Linked DNA regions of Homo sapiens: region 1 is linked to region 2. The links are chromatin contacts, found by Hi-C or POLR2A ChIA-PET in ENCODE. All regions are on one chromosome and are shown on one strand. Each heading gives the region's core, a stretch centred on a gene start or an enhancer-like site at or near the end of the contact. The rest is flanking DNA. Distances are from core to core; before and after follow the strand shown. Region 1 holds the start of LINC02348 (long intergenic non-protein coding RNA 2348). Region 2 holds the start of PCSK6 (proprotein convertase subtilisin/kexin type 6).

What was found. Hi-C counts contacts between places; a loop is a spot of excess contacts on that map. ChIA-PET counts read pairs that join two places held with the same protein, here RNA polymerase II (POLR2A). Pooled maps may share reads with other maps.
Region 1: a map of Right ventricle myocardium superior shows a loop between it and region 2 (1.9-fold over the local background). The contact joins the promoter of LINC02348 here to the promoter of PCSK6 in region 2. A Hi-C loop is called at or near these places in 3 of 168 maps with a recorded cell type or tissue (Right ventricle myocardium superior, gastrocnemius medialis and psoas muscle) and 2 of 50 pooled maps. POLR2A ChIA-PET finds 5 or more read pairs at or near these places in 1 of 52 experiments (PC-9).

Annotation. Positions count from the first base shown.
Region 1 is chr15:101,612,496-101,616,667 of GRCh38, forward strand. LINC02348 (long intergenic non-protein coding RNA 2348) reads right to left here and starts at 1,844. Exons shown (of 3, transcript NR_147041.1): 1 at 1,455-1,844; 2 at 1,040-1,279. RefSeq lists enhancers at 1-335, 1,154-1,672, 1,673-2,189.
Region 2 is chr15:101,486,855-101,490,956 of GRCh38, forward strand. PCSK6 (proprotein convertase subtilisin/kexin type 6) reads right to left here and starts at 2,853. Exons shown (of 22, transcript NM_002570.5): 1 at 2,520-2,853. The coding sequence starts at 2,816. It overlaps LOC124903566, which reads right to left and starts at 2,299. Exons shown (of 2, transcript XM_047433427.1): 1 at 1-2,299. LOC107987228 (a long non-coding RNA gene) reads left to right here and starts at 2,913. Exons shown (of 2, transcript XR_001751730.2): 1 at 2,913-3,470; 2 at 3,534-4,102.

The DNA of each region.
Region 1 (4,172 bases), core at 594-3,093, 120 kb after region 2:
CCGGAGCTGGTTCCTCCTCTGTCCTCCAATGCCCCAGCCTCCTCTCTGCGTGACTGCTATATTACCACCTGACCCCTGCTCCCCGGGGCAGGGACTTTCTTAGAAGAGACTCTCCAGACAGCCAAGCACAATTGGAAGCAGCACCTGCTCAGATCTTCCAAACTGAGGCTTGGTGAGGCCTCCATTGGGAGCACTTCATTGACAAACGTTTGAAATTCTGAAGATGACCTCCGTGGGTGCTGGGGAGGGGACCTGGGGCTTGGCTGAGGCCCTGGCCCTGGTGAGTGAGGCCCTCCGGCTGGGCACCTCTGGATATTGGCTGGGAGGGCACCCAGGGCCGGTTGAGGCCGCAGCTTGCTTTTCGGCCTCTCCTTGCTGCTCCCTCCCCACATGGCCTTGGGCAGGTGACTGCTAATGTCGGTGACCAGGCCAGGCTGCCGCCACCCCCACCCCATTTCCCAAGCCTGGCTGCTGGTGGCAGGGTCTGGTAGAAGTGCTGTGGCCTCCACGCAGGCATCCCTCTCCATGGGATCTCCATGGAAGAGCGTGTGCTGGTGCCTGGGTGTCGGGACCCCATAAAAACCACGGGTGACCCCTGTGCAGGGGCTGGGGCTGCTGGGACTGTGGATGGTCCCCCTAAGCCCCATGAGGCACATTTCCCAGGCATGGCAGCATGGCGGTACCTCTCTGGGGCTGTCCCTTGTGCATGCACTCTTACTCCAGCAGTCTCTGGTCCCTCTACCTTTCTCTAGTGGCCCTCGGGCTGAGAAACCATGAGAGTGTGTCCAAAGCAGGCAGCGGCCTTAAAGAAATGCCAGCCCACCTCCTCCCCACCTAGTGTCCAAAAGAGCTGCATGTTGGAAGCAGGGGTCTGTGCAGCCCTCCCCTCTCCCCTGGTACACCCTACTTGGGGAGCAGATTTGCCTGGGCAGGTCTGCACGGGGTCTGCTCCCTGGCCCAGCAGTCACTGGTGAGACACCCAGCCCTGGCATCCTCTGTTCCTAATTCCCATGAAGGTGCCTTTTGTGGCTGCACCTACTTGCATAAGGACTGAGGCATCGGCCAGGAAAAGACGTCAGGCTTGGCCAGCTCCATCTAGCAAGACACTCCAGGTCACCGGGGAAAGGGCTTTTCACTAAAGCCTCCAGGGAGACTTTGGAACATGAGCAGCACAGCTTGGAGACGAGCCAGCAGAGCACGTGACAGCGAGGAGGCAGCCGTGCACGTCGTCACCCAAGCCCCAGGCCACAGCATCCACGGGAGAGACTTTCCTGCAGCACTGCGTGTTGGGGGTAGGGAAGAGAACAAACTTAATCCTGGGCTGTTACGGGAAGCCCTGACGAGCCCCAGGAATATCAGGGACTGCAGGAAGGGTTCCAGTGTCACTGGGGAACCCGGATTCCCACAAATGCCTTGCTTCCCACAACCCGGCCTCCTGGTCCCACATGCCTCACCTGTTGTTCCAGCCTCTGCACCTGCTCACATCTCTGGGGAGTCACCCGATGGGGCTCCCCAGTCCCCGCAGCAGCATTTTCCTCTGACTCTCAGGGCCCTGCTCTGCCTTCTGTGCTCAGCAGTTGTTTCGGATTGGGAGTCAGGAGGCCATTCCCACACTTGAAACAAGGCTGCAAGAGGAGGCTGAGCAGAAACCGCACACCCCGAGGGCAAGGCGACATGCTCATTGCCCTTGCGCCCTTCCTCCTTCCCCAGGAGCAGGACTTCTGGCCGCTCTGAGTGCACGGGTGACGGCTGCCGTTTATCAGCCTTCAAATTTGTGCCCGAATCACCTGCTTCCAACTCCTCAAATACAGACTGGCTTAGCTCAGCCTGATTAAGACCAAATTAGGAAGGGCAGCTGTGTTCCACCAGAGCCCAGGGAGCCAGGCAGAGGGCAGGAGGATCAGGCCACCAAAGGTCACCTACACACAAGCCCGTACCGGTGATGTCATCGTGGATGGAGGAGATGGGCTGGCATTTTTTAAGGCTGGCCCCCTGCCTGGGACACACTCTACATGTTTCTAAGCCTATGGGCCACTGGGGAGAGCTGGAAGGAGCCAGGCACAGCCACAGGGAGGTGCCACCATGCTTGGGAAACACCTCGTGGGTCTGGGCTGCAAATGACCATCCACAGTCCCAGCCCTGGCAAAGGGGTAGCTCATGGTCCTTATGGGGTCCCGACACCCAGGCACCAGGACACGCTCTTCCACGGATGCAGGTTAGATAAGAAACCACCTTCAGGACTCTCCTACACATCTCTTCACACCTGTGCACAAAGGAATCAGCAAAAGATCCCCTCCCAGCCTGCTGTGACCGCAAAATTCCATACCCAAGACCAGGGCTGCTTAAATAATTTGAGCTCTGCAATGGAAACCTACAAAGCCACTAAAAGCAGCAGAGAACGCTGGTGAGCAGCTGTGAGTGGCAGCTGAGATTCATTACAGTTCCACAGTCGGACTCGGGAAAATGCTTCCGTGTGTGTAGCAGGCTGTGATGCGGTGTGTGGTCCCAGCTGAGGCCCCCACACTGACAGCAGTAAGAGCCGAGTATCTCACATCCTAAAGATGCCGGTCCGTGCCCGAGAGCAGATAGTCTATGAGACCTTAACCGGGGCTGTCCCAGATGCCACTCTGAGCCCTTCTGGAAGGGTGAGTTTGATCAGGGAGATGGCGAGGGAGGAGTCCTTGTCCAGGAGCTTTGGGGACAGTTTGACAGGAGCTTTTGGGATGTCAACCTTGCTCCTACCATGGGGAATGCAGAAGGGGGCTCCCCCCCCCACCTCTCCTCACATCTGCTCCACCTCAGCCCAGATCAGAGGCAGGGAGGAGAGCCTTGAGGAGCCCCGGAGTTGGGTGCACTGACTGGACCCCGCCCTGAGTAGAAGAGGGAGGCTGGCCTGGAGGGGCTGCAGGAGAACAGCAGAGTTGCTCAGCAGGACAAAGGAGACACTGCGGAAGGGGTCTGAGTTCAGGTCATCTTGACTGGTTTCCTCAGCACGGCCCATCATGAGGCAAAACCCTAAACGCTGACTCAAAGTCTGGGAACGGAATGGGCTGTTTTGTCCTTGGCTAGAGCCCTGCCAGCTGTCCCGTTCCCTCTAAGTGCTGCATGCACTGTGGACGTGGCATTCCCTCTAAGTACTGCATGCACTGTGGATGTGGCCTGCCCTCTAAGTGCCGCATGCACTGTGGACGTGGCATTCCCTCTAAGTGCTGCATGCACTGTGGACATAGTGTTCCCTCTGCCTGGTCCTCCTATGTGAAATCCCCTTCCCAGCCAGCCAGCGCCCCCACCTGCACTCCTGGCCCCACCCTTGAGGTCCTTTCTGGGGTGGCTGAGCTCTTCTGCAAGACCTGTGTCCGGGCTTCCCTCCACCACAGCTCAGACCCTCCCAGGGGCCCATGTCCATGTCGGTAGAATGCATGAGGGACGCCCAAGCCCATTCGGTCCCAGATGCCTCCTTCGAGGCAGGGCCGTGTGTGTGTCATCAGCATCACACACTCACACACACTCACCCGCAGGCAAAGCCCCTCCCTGAGCCCAGGAAGGCTCCAAAAGGGGCGTGGTCACAGCCTCCTGCGCCTTCAGGGGCGGGAACCCAGAGGAAGAGCAGCCCACGTGCGGACTCCGCAGGAATGAATGGACACAGTTGGGAGGAGAGGGGAGTTTCTTGGAAGTAAATTCCCCCTGACATTGAGATAACTGGTTCAGGGTCCCATCCACAGAGTACGTGCCTGTTAGCAGGGCAGGAGGCCAGAGGGCGGGGCCTCGGGAAAGCTGCCCAAGCTCAGCAGGGACTCCACTGCTCACAGAGCAAGCAGCCCGACTTGTTCAGCTTGGAATCTGGGCTGGGACCGCTGGGGTCAGCAAAGAAGATCTAGGAGACATCCCATAAAATATCAGACTATCAGGATCCAATATAATACGTGTGATATTGAGCTCATTGCACAGAAGCTACAAGTAAACATTGGGTTTAGGCCACTCAGGGAAAAATGACGGAGCCTCATTTCCATAAGGAGCTGGCCTCATTTGAAAGCTTTCCACCCCACCTCTCGCCTCACCTCCCCCGCGCTCCTTTCTTGCTTCATAAACTTTCACCACTGCCATCGACCAAAAAGCAAACAGAGACTTGGAAACCCCGTGTACAACACGTACACTGCGCTCTCGTTGATCAC
Region 2 (4,102 bases), core at 1,603-4,102:
GGAGAAAGAGTTTCACAAAGGAGACCTCAGAACAGAGAATACGGCAGAAGCAAATGAGCAGGGATGGAACTGTCAGAGGTGACATATGCGTACCATGTGAACACAAACAGCTTCCTTCCCTTACTTCACCCCCATTTACTCATCTGTAAGTCAAAGCTAATAATATCTACATCTTATTTATGAGTCACAAATTCTCCTGGCTGAAAAAAAGGCAAATAAGGTTTTCAAAGAGTTCTTATTGAGTGGGTAGAGGCTCAAATGCTCCAGGCCTTTTCCACATTAGCAGTGCACTTAGAGGGGGGAAAGAAAAGCTCGTTTTGGAATAAAGAGTAATAGGCCCTCCGTGAGTAATCACACACAAGCCTCTGAGACAGCTCCTATCCCCAACCAGCTAATCTCTGTTAGTGAATGTCACCGCAGTGCCACTGCCAGCACCATGCCTGAGTGACCGGGCTGCGTGGCATTCATGCTGGCTGCACTAGACAGAGCTGGGGAGACCCCGATTAACTCCCCAGAATATCCTGGGTACGGAGTGTGCATCGGGGCGAATCTTCTCTCCCATCCGCAAAACCAGGAGAGCAGACTGCACTAAGAACTCAGTGAGCCTGACAGAGGTTGTCTCAAAGGGGCGGCATGGCCAAGGGTTAGGCATTTTTATTCCCACAGATAGAAATTTCCGGGGAGAGTTACCTGTGCCTCTCTGCCTCTCTCTTGCAGTGTGAGCTCACAGCTCAATTTCAGCTCCATTCTGCTCATTTAATTTTAGAATCCCAAAACCCAGGCACTTTGTAATTTATCGCGTAGTTTAAGAGTCACTTTTAGCTGAAGACAAATTGCTGGGCCACCTGGGCACAGCAGCGAAGTGTGGCAGGAGCCAGGGGCACTACGCAAACATGAGGAACACCTTCTTCAGCCTGGACAATCAGCCAGGGAGAGTCAAGAACTACAGAGACAAACGAAGTCAGTGCTACCCGACGGCAAAATCTGAAATCACAGGATGTTTGGAGGGCCTTGAGTGGTTAAAAAAACTAAATATCTATATGGATATACATGTGCGTATATGTATGTGTGTATATGTGTATATATGTAACATTTTATATATATATATGCATATATTTAAAAGGTCTCCAAAGATGTGCTAGCATTCTTTCAGTAAACTCGAACCTGCCTTGTGAAGATTCCTTCATTCGAATGGTGGAATCCACCCCTCCAGCCACACACCTAATAGTACATCAACGTGGGGCTTGGGATGCAGAACTAATGTCATTTCTATCAATCAGGGACGCCACCACACCTTGCTGGCTTCTGCCACGGATAACGATGAAACTACATTTAACACTGCCTGGCACTAAGGTTTAGAGTTATGAGTCGGTGCTTCCCTGTCACTTCACTTAACCCTCTGAGTGTGTAGTTTGTAGATTTGTTAACTGCACTGAGAGGTCCCCTGGTGTGACCTCAAAATAACGGCCTCTCCAGGAGCCATAAACATGGATCAACCCCAACTCACCGCCCCTCAGCCCGGTAGCTGGTTGAGAGAGGAAAAAGGGACCCGCCGGGAGGTCCTTTGAGGGTAATGCCGCCTTTGTGCCCAGGGCGTGGCCTGCTTGCTCACTGACAGAAGAGGGGACAGCCGAGGGCTGCGGGGCTGGGAGGGCCCCGTGGGGGCCGGTGAGGGTCAGGCCCCGGTCCAGGCTCTGTGGCAACGCAGCATTAGATCTTTCCGACAACCCAGCGGTGTAGACATTGCCACTGACTGCAAAGGAGCTTGTCAGGGGAGCGACTTGCCAAAGGTCACACCGCTCGGCCATCAGAACCGCGGCAGAAGCCCCCACACAAAGCGCCCTCCCTCCGCTCCTGGAGAGGTTTTAAACCCAGGACCCCCGGCCCTGCGCTGTCCCAAGGCCTCTCCGACGGCGGCCGGGCTCCAGGGTGCAGGCTCCCGGCCATCTACCCCCGGGAGCCGCGGACACCGAGGGAGCGCGAGTCCCCGAGACGCCGGGCCACGCTCATGTCACCCAAGCAGCGGCCGCGGCCGCCTTGGCGCGCGCACCGGGTCCGGAGCTCGCGCCGCCCGTCGAGGGCAGAGGGGCCGCTCCCCCGCGGGGGAGAGCCGGGTGGGCGCCCAGGACCCAGCGGCGGACGGCGCGCGACGCCTGAGGCAGCCCAGACTCCCCCGGAGCCCGGCAGGTGTCCGCGCCGCCCCGGCTTCTGAGGCCACACTTCCGAGCGCGGGGTTGGGCGGCACTGCCGGGGGACTTGCGGTCGGCGCGCCGGACCTGCGTGGGCGCCCACGCGGGACCCCAGTCCCCCCCACCCCGCCGAGTGTCCCGCGCGCGCCCCCCCGGGCGACACCCCCCCCCGCAGGGCGCCCCGGCCGCCCGCCGTCCCCAAGCGGTCCCGGAGCCTTCCCACGCGCGCGCGGGGCCGGGGCCGGGCGGACAGGACTGCGGAGGCGCCCCCCTCGCGCGCGCCGGAGGCCGCCGGGAAAGTTTTGGGCGCGCGGGGCCGGCCGCACTCACCTGGCCCAAGTTGAGGTACCCGTGCGCCGCCGCCACGCGGTCCGCCTCGGCCGGGCCGCCCAGCACTTGCACCGCCCAGTGGTTGGTGTAGACGGGGCGCGGCGGGGGCGCGGAGCAGGCGGCAGGCAGCGCCAGCAGCAGCAGCCAGCGCCAGGGACGCGGCGCGAGCGGCCGGAACCCGGGCCCGCCGGCGCCCCCCGCGCCCCCCGCGCCCCCCGCGCCCGCGGCGGTGTCGGTGGCGGCGGCGGCCCGGGGCGGCGGCCGGGGCCCGGGCGCAGGCGGCGCGCGCGGAGGCATAGCGGCGACAGGCTCGCGCGGCGCCCGAGCTGCGAGTGCGCCGGGGGGTGGAGTGCCGCCTTTTAAAGCCGCTCCGCGCCGGGGAAGCGCCGCCGCCGCCGCCACCGCCGCCGCCAACACCGCCGCGGGCGGGAGCCGGGGAGGAGGAGGCGGCCGCGGCGCGTTCCCGCCCCCGGGCCCGCGCTCCTGCGACCGGGCTCCGGGGCCGAGAGCCGTCCGGGAGGCCCGAAACGCCCCCCACCGGGGGAACTTCCCCGCCGACTTCTGGGGCTCTCGGGACGCGGTGCCGCCCCAGAGGCGTCCTCGGCCCGCGAGTTCTGCTGGGAGCGGGGAGGCCCCGGCGTCTCAGGTGAGTCCCCGGTTCCCTAGACCGGCCGGACACCCGAAGGCCGCACTCACCTGGCGGGGGCCTCAGACGCCTGGCGGCCTCGCCCGCCTCCCTAGACGGAGGGCTCGCCCGTGTGCGGGGTCCCAGGGAGAAGAAGCTGCGGGGAAGACAGTGGGTCGCCCGGGACCAAGCCTGGCTGAAGGGACACATTGAGCGGGGCAAAGGCATGTGGCGCATCAGCCGGGCTCACGAGCGTGTACCCGAGAAACCACCGCACGGAGCCCATGGCGGAGGCCGCGGCCCATGCTGGGAGGCAGGCCGTGCAGGTGAACCCCCAGGCCGCGCAGGTGAACCCCCAGGCCGCGCAGGTGAACCCCCAGGCCGTGCAGGTGAACCCCCAGGCCGCGCAGGTGAACCCCCAGGCCGTGCAGGTGAACCCCCAGGCCGTCCGCTTAGCCTCGCTGCGATCTTGGGCAAATGACTGTGGTGGCTGAGGGCAGGCGCCCCACCTGCAAAATGCGGGGAACAGTGGCATCTACCCCGTCGGGCTGATTTGAGGATGAGGTCAGCTTTTGCTGTACAATAAGCTGTCCGTAAACGTTCGTTTTTATGAGCCCAGGGCCTGCCGTGTGGTAGGTGTTCACTAGACGATGTACACTCTTAAAAGCACCCACTGAGCTGGGACCAGCAGTAGAAAGTCAGCTGAATCATCCTCACCCCTGCTTCCTGGAGCAGCCTGGTATCCAGTGGATAATGATTTGAAGCACCCTGGAGATGGATGGAAATGTTCACACCATAATCAAGGAATTATGAAGGGTAAGGATCGCTGCTGGATCTCTTCTGTCATCCCTCCCAGGACCCATTGGTCCTACTGGCCCACTTCCAGAAAGCAAGCCATCAACCTGCTTAATATAGGAAGTAAAACAAAAAGGTCGAGAAGGCCTTGAGGTGGGAAGGA